2 separate regions of the Homo sapiens genome follow, and region 2 is linked to region 1. The links are chromatin loops, found by intact Hi-C in ENCODE. Cell type or tissue: heart right ventricle. All regions are shown on one strand.

The links. Peaks named below come from ENCODE experiments on the same cell type or tissue, not always from the same donor. Only the 100,000 strongest peaks of a DNase experiment are listed, where the experiment ranks them.
Region 2: a loop joins it to region 1, with 3 times the contacts of the local background. A loop is called at or near these places in 16 of 110 quality-filtered maps.

Annotation. Positions count from the first base shown.
Region 1 is chr16:12,064,072-12,072,071 of GRCh38, forward strand. SNX29 (sorting nexin 29) reads left to right here. Exons shown (of 21, transcript NM_032167.5): 10 at 4,986-5,061. Among named protein-coding and RNA genes, the nearest start is that of SNX29, 91 kb to the left of the region's middle. RefSeq lists a silencer at 3,801-4,095 and an enhancer at 3,990-4,089. In heart right ventricle, a CTCF peak has its summit at 3,987 (motif pointing left); a DNase peak (open chromatin) is centred at 4,000.
Region 2 is chr16:11,866,506-11,874,505 of GRCh38, forward strand. GSPT1 (G1 to S phase transition 1) reads right to left here. Exons shown (of 15, transcript NM_002094.4): 15 at 1,623-6,666. The coding sequence ends at 6,614. Among named protein-coding and RNA genes, the nearest start is that of RSL1D1, 19 kb to the left of the region's middle. In heart right ventricle, a CTCF peak has its summit at 4,875 (motif pointing right); no DNase peak of the experiment used is centred here; H3K27ac peaks cover 2,317 bases.

The DNA.
Region 1 (8,000 bases):
TGTCCCGTTCCCCATGGAGGGGTCTTGTAGTTGGGTTCTTGAATTATTGTGGAACCGTGAGGTGCTTGCAGTAGGTGGTCTGATTGTTTTGGCAGCTCCTTTGCCGCTTAGCTGGGCCCCCTGAACCATCAGACATCCGGGTCAGCTCCTTTGCCGCTTAGCTGGGCCTCCTGAACCATCAGACATCCGGGTCTCCTTTTTCGTGCATGTTGGGCTTTGGTCTTAGAGAACCCAGAGCTCTTCCTGCTCTTCTGGGCTTTCTGTAGCAAGTGTGTCCAGGGAACGTAGCTCCCCATCAGCCTCTAGAGTCCTTGCAGATTTCCTGTGGTCCCACACCCGGCTGTCAGCTCGCAGAGTCAGCTCCATCTTCTCACTGCTGATGGGACCCGAGCTCCAGCTGATGTCGAATGCACTCTCTGGAGATGACGTGTGCCGGCGTCAGCCAGCATTTCCCTTCTCTGCAGTAACGATGCTGTCAGGGGGCTTGTGAGCTGGGACAGCCCAGGGGCTGCGCACAGGGGCAGGACATGGCATAGGGAGAAACATTATTCCAGGACTGTGTCAGGATGTTGGACTCAGAGCCAGGGGAATGGGTAGCCTGATTGGGACGCCAGGTTGCATCAAGTCCCTTCTGTCCTGATGCCCCATTTCCATGGGAGGTGTGGGGCCGACTGGTGCCAAGACTCTGCCTGCCTGCCCAGGTGGCCACCGCCACCATTTCTCCTGAGACTCCATTCCTTTTGCTCTGTTTCTGCCTTTTGTCCCTTCTGAGGGACATCTTCCTTCCTTAGAGATATTCTGACATTCCCTCTCATTCTGGAGCCACTTCGTCTTTTAATGGAGACTTCCCACATGGAGGGCTCCTCACCTTAGGAGACTTTTGTCATCTTTGAACACGCTGGTGCCTTTGCAGTCACTGACAGTGGGGATAGTTAGAGAAGGCAAAGGCACTGGCTGGGAGAGGATGCTTTCTGCAGCTGAGTGTTGGGAGGGAGAAAGGAGCAAAGAAGGGGGAACCCTGAAAGGAGTTCTCTTGAATCTTGGAAGAGATAACTCTGTGGTTTAGGGAGGAGTTTTGGAGTTGCTTTTCTTGGGTGACAGAGCCATTCACAGAAGGGGACAGCACCCCAGGTTGCAAGAGGAGACCCCAGACAAGCAAATGAGGACTGGGGACCATGCGTGGTTCCTCTGGGAGTATGTGGTGTCTATACCTGAGCAAAGCAAATTCACCAGCATTGCTTTCCAGTTGCAAGGAAGGGAGAGCTACCCAGGTTTATTTTGAGTGGGAATAGTAAACGGGTGAAAAATCACCTGTCAGTACAAGGTGATATGACTGCTCATCCCTTCATTGAGGGTCCTGTGTTTAGTATTGGGTTTTAGGAAATGCACAATTTCCAAGGGCTTTCTTAGGTTCCTTTGAAACCTTGGGTCCTCAAACCCTTTGTTTCCCCATCAAGTCTAAAGTTCTATTTCTCCTTGTCCTCACGTTGGATCTTGGAAGTTGTTTGTTGAGGTTGAGGACAGACTGTGGTGGCTCTGCCATAATCTGATGTGATTGGTTTTAGCACTTAGCTCTTAGTGGGCAGTTTTACTGTTTTGGTTGTCAGTGTTGCGGTGGCTGGGCGGACACTGCCCTGGTTGTGCTTCCCAGTCAGCTTATACGGGTTGTGTGCTGTTTGGGGTTCCTGGTTTTCTTTATTCAGTCTTCCCACTGGATCACTGGATGCAGGCCTGTATGCTAAAGTGGGTACAGGCTCAGCTCTGCCATTGGACGGACCAGGGTTCAAACCTTTGCACTTGTTAGTTCTGTGATCTTGAACAAGTTGCTTAAATTTTCGGGATCCATTTCCTCATCCGTAAAATTAGATAATGGTATCTGTCTTGGGGGCCTTAAGGATGAGACGGTCTATGCTGTGTGCACCCCAGAGCGTCAGGCCCACAACAAGTACAAGCCATTCGCGGTTGTGCATCGTGAAGGGGCCCGTGGGCAATCACCTGGGACCGTGTGGACATTGTATCCTCACTGAGCGCTCTCATTGAAGGCTGGGTGGGTCCATGCCTTTGCCCCAGCTGTGGATTTCCACTCTGCATGTTGAGTCCCTGTCTTTGCTTCAGGGAATGTAGTCTGACTCTGCATGAGTTAGATTAGCAAGGATGACAGGGAACTGGGGCGTCTGCTGTAGAAGGCCTCTTAGATGGTATGGAGCCTTTGGACCACGGGGCAGTGGACACGACTTGTGAGCCAAGAGGAGGAGGTCATTTTGGGGGCACTGAGCAGTCTTGGATCCCCCTGGCTCTGTGATGGGATGGAGGGTGGGTGCCGTGCTCTTGTGAGCTTACAGCCTAGTGCGACATAAGATGGGGTTGTGAGGGTCAGGATCTGTTGGTAGGCACAGCGGGGTATCCCAGTAGAGTTTTCTAGAAGGCAGTTAGAGATGTGGGACTGAGATTCAAGACAGGTCTGGGCTAGAGGTGAGGGCTTGAGCACTGTCGTCTTCACGGAGGTGAGAACTGTAGCCAAGACCTTGCCAGATGTGCCGAGGGTGACAGAGGGCCTTGGGGCCATGATTCAGGGCCACCTTCACTCAGGAATCAGAGAAAAGATGGTGGGGAGGAGGGCCGGAGATTAGTGTTGGGAAGGTTGAGAGAGGGGAGCGCCAAGTAGGAGGGGATGGTGGGGTGGGGGCTGAGGGAGGGGTTCCTTGGGCCATTCCAGTTGACCAGGTGGGAGGATGAATGCCCGAGGTAGCCAGGATCTGTTATGGGGTGAGTTGATGCCACCCTCACTGAGCATTCTCATTGAGTTTTACATGCGTTAAGATGTAACATTCGGGAGTCTGAGGCAGGAGGATTGCTTGAGGCCAGGAGTTTGAGACTGGTCTGGGCAACATAGTGAGACCGTGTCTCTAAAATAAATAAATAAATAAATAAATAAATAAATAAATAAATAAATAAATAAATAAGCAGGCCAGTCATGAGGGTGCATGCCTGCAGTCCTAGCTACTCAGGAGGCTGAGGTGGGAGGCTCTCTTGAGTCCAGGAGTTTGAGGCTGCAGTGAGCTATAATCGTGCCACTGCTCTCCAGCCTGGGTGACAGGAAAACCCTGCCTCTAAAAAAAGCGGGAGGGGAAGTGGACTTGAACTTCTTGAGAATTTGGAGTCAGTAAATAACTTGATGGAGACAGCAAGGTAGAAGAAAAGGTTAAAACAATTTTTTTTTTCCTGGTAAGTTTCCCTGAAGTTCAGCCCCTACAGAGCTGGGGGTTCTTGGGGCACCTTGAGTAAGCCAAGCAAAGATGGAGGGAATGGCATGGAGGATGGATGAGGAAGGCACCGAGGCGTGCTCTCTCCAGCACCATGTTCCTTGTCCCCGATGCACGGCTGGTTCCATAGTGGTCATTCACTAATAAGTTTCTTTTTCTTTTTCTCTTTTTGAGACGGAGTCTCACTCTGTCTCCCAGGCTGGAGTGCAGTGACGTAATCTCAGCTCACTGCAACCTCCACCTTCTGGGTTCAAGCAATTCTTCCACCTCAGTTTTCCAAGTAGCTGGGATTACAGGCGTGCACTACCTCGCACAGCTAATTTTTGTATTTTTAGTAGAGACGGGGTTTTGCCATGTTAGCCAGGCTGGTCTCGAACTCCTGACCTCAAGTAATCCACCTGCCTTGGCTTCCCAAAGTGGTGGGATTACAGGCGTGAGCCACCGCGCCTGGCCCAAGAAGTTTCTTGAGTGAGCAAGGTTTCTCCTGGGTGATACTGGCCTTAATGTCACCATGCAGCCCAAGGCTTATGGATTTGCATGTTTTCCTGGAAGGAGACTTGAGCATTTATGAAAATTGTTCAGGTCCCTAGCCCGTTAGTTCCAGAGACTACTTATGGCCCCAGCTCTTGTGAATGCCTTTCCTAAATGCACTTAATGCAGGGAAAATTGGCCTTTTTAGAAAGCCGCAGACATTGTCAGGAATTAGACCATGCTGCCCTCTACTGTCTGATTCAAGGCACTACAAGCAGGAGCAGTTTTGTCTTAACAGCAAGCTGATTCATTATACCCGGTTTCTGGCCCTGGTTCTGAATATGGACTTCATGCATAATTCCAGGTGGCTCAAGGTCGAAAATGTCACAGGCCAGGCACAGTTGCTCACATCTGTAATCCCAGCACTTTGGGAGGCCAGGGCGGAAGGATTGCTTGAGCCCAGGAGTTTGAGACCAGCCTGGGCAACATAGTGGGACCCCCATCTCTACAAAAAAAAATAAAAAATAAATTAGCTCGGCATGGTGGCACACACCTGTAGTCCCTCCCAGGTACTTGAGAGGCTGAGGTGGGAGGACCACTGGAGCCTGGGAGGTTGAAGCTGCAGTGAGCCGTGATCACACACCACCACTGCACTCCATCTCAGCCTGGGTGACACAGTGAGACCCTGTCTCAAAAAAAAAAAAAAAAAAAAAGTCACAGGTTAAGGGGAAGTATAGGGCTTTTAAAAAAAAATTTTTAATGGAGCTTCGCTCTTGTTGCCCAGGCTGGAGTGCAATGGCACGATCTCGGCTCACTGCAACCTCTACCTCCAGGGTTCAAGCGATTCTCCTGCCTCAGCCTCCCGAGTAGTTGGGATTACAGTCGTGCACCAACACGCCCAGCTAATTTTTGTATTTTTAGTAGAGATGGGGTTTCACCATGTTGGCCAGGCCGGTCTCGAACTCCTGACCTCAGGTGATCCACCTCCCAAAGTGCTGGGATTACAGGAGTGAGCCGCCATGCCCGGCCAAGTATAGGGCTTTCTGCTTCTACAGTGACTGATGCCAAGTCTGAGATTATCTCTGAACAACAGGAAACAGCTGATTAAAATCCAGCTTGCAGGAGAGATGGAGAAAAATTTCTTAGTCAAGTGATGTAGCAGATGAGCCAATGTCTGCATTGTGTCTTTGTCTTATGGAGAACATGTAGTGAGAAAAGTGACCTCTTTCTGTGATTGCTCTCTCTGCACAGATGCCCCCCTCGGAAGCCTGGAGAACGGGACAGGACCAGAGGACCACGTTCTCCCAGATCCTGGACTTCGGTACAGGTTAATATTGAGAAACCCAGTTGCCTGTGGCATTAAAACATCCTATTCACAGCTGTGCATTTTATTCTTTTTTAAAGATAGGAGTGCACCTGCTAGGATTAAAGGGCAAGGGTTTACTTCACATTTATGTTCAGATTTAGTCTTTTTTTTTGAGATGGAGCCCGGTTCTGTTGCCCAGGCTAGAGTGCAGTGGCGCAGTCTCGGCTCACTGCAAACTCCGCCTCCCGAGATCAAGCGATTCTCTTGCCTGAGCCTCCCAAGTAGTTGGAATTACAGGCACACACCACCATGCCTAGCTGATTTTTTTGTATTTTTAGTGGAGATAGGGTTTCACCACGTTGGCCAGGCTGGTCTCCAACTCCTGACCTCAGGTGATCTGCCCACCTCGGCCTCCCAAAGTGCTGGGATTACTGATGTGAGCAGATTTAGTCTTTACATCACAGAAGATGCAGTTGCCAAGGGTCTTAGATCATTACTGCCTCAGAGAGACTGTATAAGAGATGGTAGATGACGAATGTCAACACCTTTTGGGGCATATCTGGGTGCCTCCTCTATTGTTATTTTCTTTTTTTCTTTTTGAGACAGTCTCGCTGTGTTGCCCAGGCTGGAGTGCGGTGGCGCAATCTCGGCTCACCGCAAGCTCTGCCTGCTGTGTTCACGCCATTCTCCTGCCTCAGCCTCCTGAGTAGCTGGGACTACAGGCGCCCGCCACTGCGCCCGGCTAACTTTTTGTATTTTCAGTAGAGATGGGGTTTCACCGTGGTCTCGATCTCCTGACCTCGTGATCCGCCCGCCTCGGCCTCCCAAAGTGCTGGGATTACAGGCCACCGTGCCCGGCCTGTTATTTTCTTAATTTAAATATTTGTTGATATTTGATAACAAGATTTGACCATCCTAGTGTTGTATATTTAAGCCATTTAGATATTACATAGTATTTGTGAAGGGCTTAGTATGCTGTCTGGCATGTATTAAGCACTATATAGGTTTTCTTTTTGTTTTTTCAAATAAAGTATCTCAAGGGGAAATTGAGTTCTCCCAAGTTGTTGGATGCTTTTTTTTTATTATTTAAGTTTTAGGGTACATGTGCACAATGTTCAGGTTAGTTACATATGTATACATGTGCCATGCTGGTGTGCTGCACCCATTAACTCGTCATTTAGCATTAGCTATATCTCCTAATGCTATCCCTCCCCCCTCCCCCCACCCCACAACAGTCCCCAGAGTGTGATGTTCCCCTTCCTGTGTCCATGTGTTCTCATTGTTCAATTCCTATCTATGAGTGAGAACATGTGGTGTTTGGTTTTTTGTCCTTGCGATAGTTTACCGAGAATGATGATTTCCAGTTTCATCCATGTCCCTACAAAGGACATGAACTCATCATTTTTTATGGCTGCATAGTATTCCATGGTGTATATGTGCCACATTTTCTTAATCCAGTCTATCTTTGTTGGACATTCGGGTTGGTTCCAAGTCTTTGCTATTGTGAATAGTGCCACAATAAACATATGTGTGCATGTGTCTTTATAGCAGCATGATTTATAGTCCTTTGGGTATATACCCAGTAATGGGATGGCTGGGTCAAATGGTATTTCTAGTTCTAGATCCCTGAGGAATCGCCACACTGACTTCCACAATGGTTGAATTAGTTTACAGTCCCACCAACAGTGTAAAAGTGTTCCTATTTCTCCACATCCAGCACCTTTTGTTTCCTGACTTTTTAATGATTGCCATTCTAACTGGTGTGAGATGGTATCTCATTGTGGTTTTGATTTGCATTTCTCTGATGGCCAGCGATGATGAGCATTTTTTCATGTGTCTTTTGGCTGCATAAATGTCTTCTTTTGAGAAGTGTCTGTTCATATCCTTTGCCCACTTTTTGATGGGGTTGTTTTTTTCTTGTAAATTTGTTTGAGTTCATTGTAGATTCTGGATATTAGCCCTTTGTCAGATGAGTAGGTTGCGAAAATTTTCTCCCATTCTGTAGGTTGCCTGTTCACTCTGATGGTAGTTTCTTTTGCTGTGCAGAAGCTCTTTAGTTTAATTAGATCCCATTTGTCAATTTTGGCTTTTGTTGCCATTGCTTTTGGTGTTTTAGACATGAAGTCCTTGCCCATGCCTATGTTCTGAATGGTAATGCCTAGGTTTTCTTATAGGGTTTTTATGGTTTTAGGTCTAACATGTAAGTCTTTAATCCATCTTGAATTAATTTTTGTATAAGGTGTAAGGAAGGGATCCAGTTTCAGCTTTCTACATATGGCTAGCCAGTTTTCCCAGCACCATTTATTAAATAGGGAATCCTTTCCCCAATGCTTGTTTTTCTCAGGTTTGTCAAAGATCAGATAGTTGTAGGTATGCGGCATTATTTCTGAGGGCTCTGTTCTGTTCCATTGATCTATATTTCTGTTTTGGTACCAGTACCATGCTGTTTTGGTTACTGTAGCCTTGTAGTATAGTTTGAAGTCCGGTAGCGTGATGCCTCCAGCTTTGTTCTTTTTGGCTTAGGATTGACTTGGCAATGCGGCCTCTTTTTTGGTTCCATATGAACTTTAAAGTAGTTTTTTTCCAATTTGTGAAGAAAGTCATTGGTAGCTTGATGGGGATGGCATTGAATCTATAAATTACCTTGGGCAGTATGGCCATTTTCACGATATTGATTCTTCCTACCCATGAGCATGGAATGTTCTTCCATTCGTTTGTATACTCTTTTATTTCATTGAGCAGTGGTTTGTAGTTCTCCTTGAAGAGGTCCTTCACGTCCCTTGTAAGTTGGATTCGTAAGTATTTTATTCTCTTTGAAGCAATTGTGAATGGGAGTTCACTCATGATTTGGCTGTTTGTCTGTGATTGTTGTGTAAGAATGCTTGTGATTTTTGTACATTGATTTTGTATCCTGAGACTTTGCTGAAGTTGCTTATCAGCTTAATGAGATTTTGGGCTGA
Region 2 (8,000 bases), 200 kb before region 1:
GGCCTAATATTTAACAGAAGGATCATATTCCAAATAATTCAAAAAGTACACCCATCAGCTAAAGGAATTTTACTTGTTATAGGCAGTCTCTTATTCCTAGCAGAAAACATACGAAAATATTTCTTGCAAGTAATGTGGGTGCACAAAGCCTTCAGAAACAATTTGAAGGAAAGATTGACAGTAACAAGAATTTCACTTAAAAAAAAAAAAAAAAAGACAGCATCTCACTATGTTGCCCAGGCTAGAGTGCAGTGGCAATTCACACGTGTAACCATAACCCACTGCAGCCTCCAACTCCTAGGCTCAGGTGATCTTGCCAACTCAGGAGTAGCTGGGACTACAGGTTTGTGCCACTGCATCTAGCAAATTTCATTTTTTTTTTTTAAAGACTGTTAACAGGCTGGAGTGCAGTGGCACGATCTCAGCTCACTGCAACCTCTGCCTCCCGGGTTCAAGTGATTCTCCTGCCTCAGCCTCCCAAGTAGCTGGGATTACAGGCGCACGCCACCACACTCAGCTAATTTTTGTATTTTTAGTAGAGATGGGGTTTCACTATATTGGCCAGGATGGTCTCGATCTCTTTTTTTTTTTTTTTTTTTTTTGAGACGGAGTCTCACTCTGTCGCCCAGGCTGGAGTGCTGTGGCGCAATCTCGGCTCACTGCAGGCTCCGCCTCCCAGGTTCACGCCATTGTCCTGCCTCAGCCTCCCAAGTAGCTGGGACTACAGGCCACGCCCGGCTAATTTTTTGTATTTTTAGTAGAGACGGGGTTTCACCGTGTTAGCCAGGATGGTCTCGATCTCCTGACACCGTGATCCACCCACCTCGGCCTCCCAAAAAGTGCTGGCATTACAGGCACACGCCTCCACGCCCAGCTAATTTTTGTGTTTTTTAGCAGAGACTGGGTTTCACCACGTTGGCCAGGCTGGTCTGGAACTCCTGACCTCAAGTGATCTGCCCGCCTCAGCCTCCCAAAGTGCTGGGATTACAGGCATGAGTCACCGTGCCTGGCCTGAACCCCTACTTTAATAGCAAGCTTGGTCCCAAGTTTTAAGCTATGATTGGTTTAATGCCAAATACCTAGAGGCTGACTGCCAAAACCTCAAAGCGATTCACCTAAAGACAGTTCAAACAGGAACTTAGTACACAGGAATGAACTGCTGTCATTCAAGTAGCCACTGTGTATGTTACCTTTATCATTAACTTCTTCTTGCCCTTGCACATTGAATGAAAAGGGCAAGCACTATTTGGTCTCTTGATCTTTATTAAAAATCCTGAATGTAGAGGTTCATAGTTCTAATAATAATTGACGTTTCCCCCAACTCTACTGTTCACATAAAACCACATAACTGTGATCTAGTTATTTATTATTCAGCATCCCTAACTTCCTATAGGGTTCTTATTTTTGTTTCCTAAGGTTGTCGTATACATTATACAAAAGACTTGCATGCCATATGCAAGCAGATGACGTTTGTGAATCCCTTATGTGACAGAGCTTATTAGATCCATCCAACAAACCTTTTGGTAGATGGTTCCAGTACCTGATACAAAAATAAAAGGATTGTACAAAAAAGGGCATGGTTTTTGCTTGTTACAACACAGGTAATTACAAACGACAAATCCTTCAAAAGGGAAGATGACAACTTTTATTGTTATTACAAAAGCAAATTTAATTTGTCATTTGAATAATTGCAAGAGCAGACTAAGGGCTTAATCCTCACACAGGCACCAAGTCAGGCACAGTAGGTAGCTACAAATCGTAAGAAAAAGCTTTCTTTCCTACCTAGAGCACTCTTCCATGCTTTGGAATTAGGCTAAAAAACTCAACAAACCTGATCAGTTCCCTTTAATCCTGTTTTTTTTTTTTTTTTTTAAATGAGATCTAGGTATTAACCTGCTGTCTAGCGAAAACTAGTCACTAAGTCCTGGCCTGAGAGATACCCACATTTCCTTTAGAACAAACAGAACTAATACCTGTGTACATTTCTGAGAGCCTGATGTGTGAGTCCTTAAAATGTAGACCTTGCAGGAGGCTTAGACCTCAGTTTCACCTAATGCATGTGGAGGAAATGGAGGTGAGAATAGTCACCTGAAGAGTGCAAGCGCTCCAGCTCCAGCACACACACTCTTCCCTGGGCAGCAGGAAAAGGAGGTAACAAGGACTTGGGCTGACATCTGAAGCACTAAGCTAATGTGCCTGGTAGAGGGGAGCCTCAGGAAGCACAAGATGTCATTCCACCTGTGCTGTCCACAAACCTGAGGTTTCCACATCGTTTTAAAGGGCACAGTGGCAAATGTGACAAGGCAGAAAACAATAACCATTTCAAGGATCACTTAAGGAATCCTGGTGTTTTCTGCCTAATCAGAAGTAGTACCAACCTGCTTTTCCCTTATATTGGAGAACATAAAGGTTTTAATTAATCTCCACTCCCACACCTTCAGGCCCTTATAATAATCCTTAGTAAACAACTCAGCTAGCATTATTGTTTCAAGGAAGCATAGGATTAGAGGTATGTGAGAAGTGTATTTATTGAAGGGAAGACTCAGTAAGTTCTAGGATATTAAAGTCAAGAATATCCTAGAGCCAAAAACCACCAAAAGTTGAACCAAATCTACCTGAACTGAACTGATAGTAAACTGGGTCAAATGGAATCCACGGAATTACTACTGGAAAATAAAAACACTTCCTATTCTTTCTATTCCTATTCATTTACTATGAAACCTAATCTAACCAACTGACTGCTAAATGTAAAGCTAGTTAAGTCTTTTGTGCATGTGCAATTACACTTACTTAACAAGATGCTGCCATGGCGAGATCTCTCACGAAAGAAACAAGATCAAGGATGTACTAGATGGCATCTGCTAGAATCACTGAAAAAGTTAGCTGCAAGAAATAAAAGCCTATTATTTGGAGATAGATAATTGTCCCCTGAATCCACTGGTTGTTCTCTTCCTTACCTATGTCTGTGAAAGGATTAATGGCACAGTTTGATAAGGTAAGCCAACAATGAATATAACATTTAACCATCCTAAAATCAGAGCTATAGTGCTATAACCACATTTTTCACAAAGGGTTTTAAAGTTGAAAGTTGCCTGATGTTAAGACCTGTAATAAAACTGCGTATTTTCCCCTTGACTACCTTAAATCCCTACCCAAAGCAATGAAGCTATCATCCATGAAGTAGCAGTCCATGAGGAAGTCCATGCCAGTAAGAAAAGGTGCTAGAGTGCTGTTATGTGTAATAGTCATCAAAGATCACGGAGTAATTCCAGTCATTACTAGTGTTCCTGCAGATCGCCAAGGGAGCTTAGCTGATTTTTTTCCAGGTTCATCTTGGGAGCAGTTTTTGATCATAGGTTCAACTTTTTTCTTGGGTTGCAAAACTGCATCTGGCTGCAAGTCTAACCCAAAATATTCGCAGCGTATCAGCTGAGAGGATGCCGGCAACTGTTGAACTACATCACAGTTCAAAGTCCCATATTGTGAGAGCAGTACTTGTAGTTTATGTAACCAGCAAATATGAGTTACCTCGTTACAGTGAACAACCTGCACTGTTAGAGTTTAGGAACTTTTGACATTCGGTTATCACATATTTCAAAGATTTTCAACTCACAAAAAAAAAATACATGGGCTTAATTACTCAGTAACACTTTACTATTTGTCACTTAATCTCAAGACAATACACACTCAGTCCAACTCTTTTGGTTTGATTTTACATAGATTTTCACTTACTTCTGCAAATTAAAAACAAGAAATGAGTGCTGTATTTCCCCCTCTCCCACAGTAAGAAACAAGGGTTTAAAATGGCAATTACTTAGATGTTTATTTCAATATTTCTTAAATTCACTTTATTAATTTAAAAAACTAAATAATCGCATGAAAGTTATATAAAGAACATCATTAATGTGAAAAGATGCAAGAAAAAAATCATTCTAGTAGAGCAACGTTAGAGAACAAATGCTTAGGTAATACCCTAAATATGCAGCCAACTACCCTATTTTTGCACTGTTGACCATATAAGCACGTTTGCATTTGCAGAAAACAGAATGACAGCATAGGAATTTGTATTGCTCTATAACGGTCCAACATCTCCACATAATGCCAAGTTCACCTTAGACATTTTATTTACTTATCCAAATGAACAGCCTGTGTAAGCAGGATTGAAAATGCATCAACTTTAAAAAGATGAGAACAATTTTCAAAGCCCATAGAACTTATGTTGCTGGTTAATTTTAGCACTGAAATTTCTTTTGAATAATCTAATCTTGCAAATATGCAAGAATCCAGTGGAATTTTTACAGTTACATTTGTATTTGTATGACCTGTTACTTTTTAGAGGTAGGCCCTTCACAGTTGATATCCAAGTTACTTAAGAGTCTTGGCAACATGCACATAATAGTCTAACAGTGTAAATGTTTTAGTAGCAAACATAACTTATTTTTTAAAAATGTGTTCTATTTAGAAAGGGAACTCTTATCTCTGGAAGTGATTTCCGTGGCTCTTGAACTTTTAAATATTCATTAAAATTCAAGCAATTGCTAGTATTTGTTTTTATTAACATGGAATTACAAAAAGAACTATTATGTTTTGATTAAAGCTCCTATATTTTCCAGAAAAATAAAAGCCCAGAGATTTGCAGACATAATAAAATCTATTTAAATTTCATGCAATAGCCATAATTATAGTTTTAAGAATCTGTAGGACAATAACTTTGCTCTGTCCATAAGATGTAGCCTCATTCAAGAAATGAATGGGAATTTCACAGTTAAGAAAACACTAGGCCAAGTGCGGCGCCTCATGCCTGTAATCCCAGCACTTTTGAGAGGCTGAGGCGAGTGGATCACTTGAGGTCAGAAGTTTGAGACCAGCCTGACCAATAGGGGGAAACCTCGTCTCCACTAAAGATACAAAAATTAACTGGGCCTCGTGGAGGGCTCCTGTAATCCCAGCTACTCAAGAGGCTGAGGCAGGAAATTGCTTGAATCCGGGAGGTGGAGGCTGCAGTGAGCTGAGATCGAGCCACTGCACTCCAGCCTAGGTGACAGAGTGAGCCTCTGTCTCAAAACAAAACAAAACACCCATTAGATTAAGTTTTATGTTCTGTGACTGGAAATACAGTCTGTCTAGGCTTTTCTTTTCTGAGGAGCAAAATTATAGGGAAGAGACTTGTCATTAAATATACAAAGTATCTTATTTAGAGAGAAATCACAATCTAAAAGAGGCTATCTTTGATCAATGGCAACACTCAACATCAAGGGGGCTTTGGATAAACCCACAAATTGCCTCCATTCCTCATTTATTCTCATGAAAAATTTCAAAGTCATGATAATTATAGCAGAGAGTCATTCAATCTAAAACCCACACAATGCTGCACTGTGGTTCATCAAAAACATGGTTAGCAAATTTCAGCTTTACACTTAAGAAAACTCAGTCAATTTCAAATAATTGAGATAAAACTTATACCCTGCTTGATTCTGCTTATCGCTGATAATTTTAGTCTGTTCAGATTCTGATGATTCTAAATATTTTCATTTAGTTGCTAGGTTGAGATTTAGCTTTAACCAGCAAGGATCATCCAACCTTTAAAGTTACTGATACAAAGAGTAAACTGAGTAACTTGTAGAAGTGGCACTTGCAACTGATACGGTTTTCATACTAGAGGCATGCAGCTCTATTTATAAATACTACCAGAGGAATTTTTGCCAGGTCTCAAACATGCTTTATTTGTTGTTAATTCCACTAATTTAACAAGTTAATGGAATTTTCTCTAGGGGTACAATTTCATTACGCTTTACTTATAAAAACTACAGTATGCTGTTCTTTTATTTTAAAACAACTTACTGTGTTCAAGAAATCATGTTACAATATAAATTGGCAAAAAAAAAAAAAATAAATAAATAACTAAAAGACCTAGTAAAGCAGTGTCACATTTGCATAAAGGGATTTAACTGCATGTATGCATTAACCATCAAAAGAAGGGGTCAAACTAATCCTTTCCTTTAATACAAACTTGAACGCTGTGAATGTCTCATTTATAGTGGGTAGGGAAAGAGTTTATAAAAGTCCAAGTAATAAAATGTATTCAATTACTTGGGAAAGTTAAAAAGCTAATGCAACAATGTTACATCCAGATAAAAAACATTATTCAAAAGCAATTCAAATACCGAAAAGGATTTCAAATTGAATATTTTATTAACATGGTAGTTGCCTTTGTAACATGTGCACACACACTCGCACACTCAGAATGATCTGCCTGGGGGAAAAATACTAAATATGCCTAAGGGGAAAATGAAAAATAAAAAAATTCCTGTAGGTTTTCATTATTGTAGGCAATTATGTCCACATCACTTACAAAGCTATTGCCAAATCTGTCCAAGGAAGCAGAGTTTGAAGTGAGGGCTAGGGACAGGAATCTTGGGAAAAATTCAACAGTGGCATAGCAGAGCTCTCAATATGAGAAAGCTGACATAATGTGGACTTTTGCTGTGAATTTCCTCTTTGCAAAATATGGGGAGAGGTTTATCAATGGGCAGAAAATAAGAGAAGGCGGTGTGAAGTAGGCTTCTGCAGTCAATTTTCCTCACAGTATTGTGCAGGGTCATCAAGAAAATGCTTAGTCTTTCTCTGGAACCAGTTTCAGAACTTTTCCAATTGCAATGGTCTTACCTAGAAATGAAATTTTAAAAAAATCTTTCAGTAGTTAACAGCAAGTCTATATAAGATATTAAAACTTATTATTTTAAATCACAAAAATATTTTTTACAATGTAAGTTACTAATTAACTAGCTTTACTGCCAAACCCATGATACTTCTATTTAGGTAGTCTTAATAAGAGGGTCTTATTTGGGGGGGCTGGTAAAGAGATGGTTCCCTGTATCAAAAACCTATCTCCCCCCGTACCCCCCAAACAATTCTCCTGCCTCATCCTCCCCAGTAGCTGAGATACAGATGCCTGCCACCACGCCCAGCTAATTTTTGTATTTTTAGTTGAGACGGGATTTCACCATGTTGGCCAGGCTGGTCTTGAACTCCTGACCTCAGGTGATCCACCCGCCTCAGCCTCCCAAAGTGCTGGGATTACAGGCATGAGCCACTGCATAAAGACAGAGTCTTACTCTGTCACCCAGGCTGGAGTGCAGTGGTGCGACTTCAGCTGACTGCAACCTCCTCCTTCTGGGTTCAAGTGATTCTCCTGCCTCAGCCTCCTGAGTAGCTGGGAGTATAGGTGCTTGCCACCATGCCCATTCTAATTTTTATATTTTTAGTAGAGGCAGGGTTTCACCATGTTGGCCAGGCTGGTCTTGAACTCTTGGCCTCAGGTGATCCGCCTGCCTCGGCCTCCCAAAGTGCTGGGATTACAGGGGTGAGCCACCACACTGGGCCAAAAAACCTCTTTGGATTAAAAATAAGAAAAGGGAATATCCGTATTTGTGGAATATCCACCCAGTGGAGTACTATTCAGTGATACAAAGGAATAAATAACATGTTACATGGTTGAACCTCAAAATCACACTAAGTAAAATAAACTAGACAAAGGACCACATAATTTATAATTCTATTTATGGAGTGTCTATAAAAGACAAATTGAAAAATGGTTGCCTGGGGTGGAGGTGGGAATAAGGGGTGATTATGAACAGGTGTAAGGTTTCTTTTTAGGTGTTCTAAATGTTCTAATATTAGTATATGGTGATGGTTGTACAATTCTGTAAACATACTAAAATTCATTGAATTACATACTTAAAACAGGTCAATTTCATATTATGGAAATTGTATCTCAATAAAGCTGCTAAAAAAAAAAATCCCAAAACCTATCCTTAAGTAACTGTGAAAAGGCACAGCAATCACCACTGACTACAGTGCAGTGAACACGTCCTTCTGGTAGTAATCCTGTGGACTGAAAGGATACAAAACCCATTGGGTCTTGTGGAAAACCTAAAAGCCAAGTTAGCTTTTTTTTTTTTTTTTTTTTTTTTTTTTTTAAAGCCAAGTTAGCTTTTAGG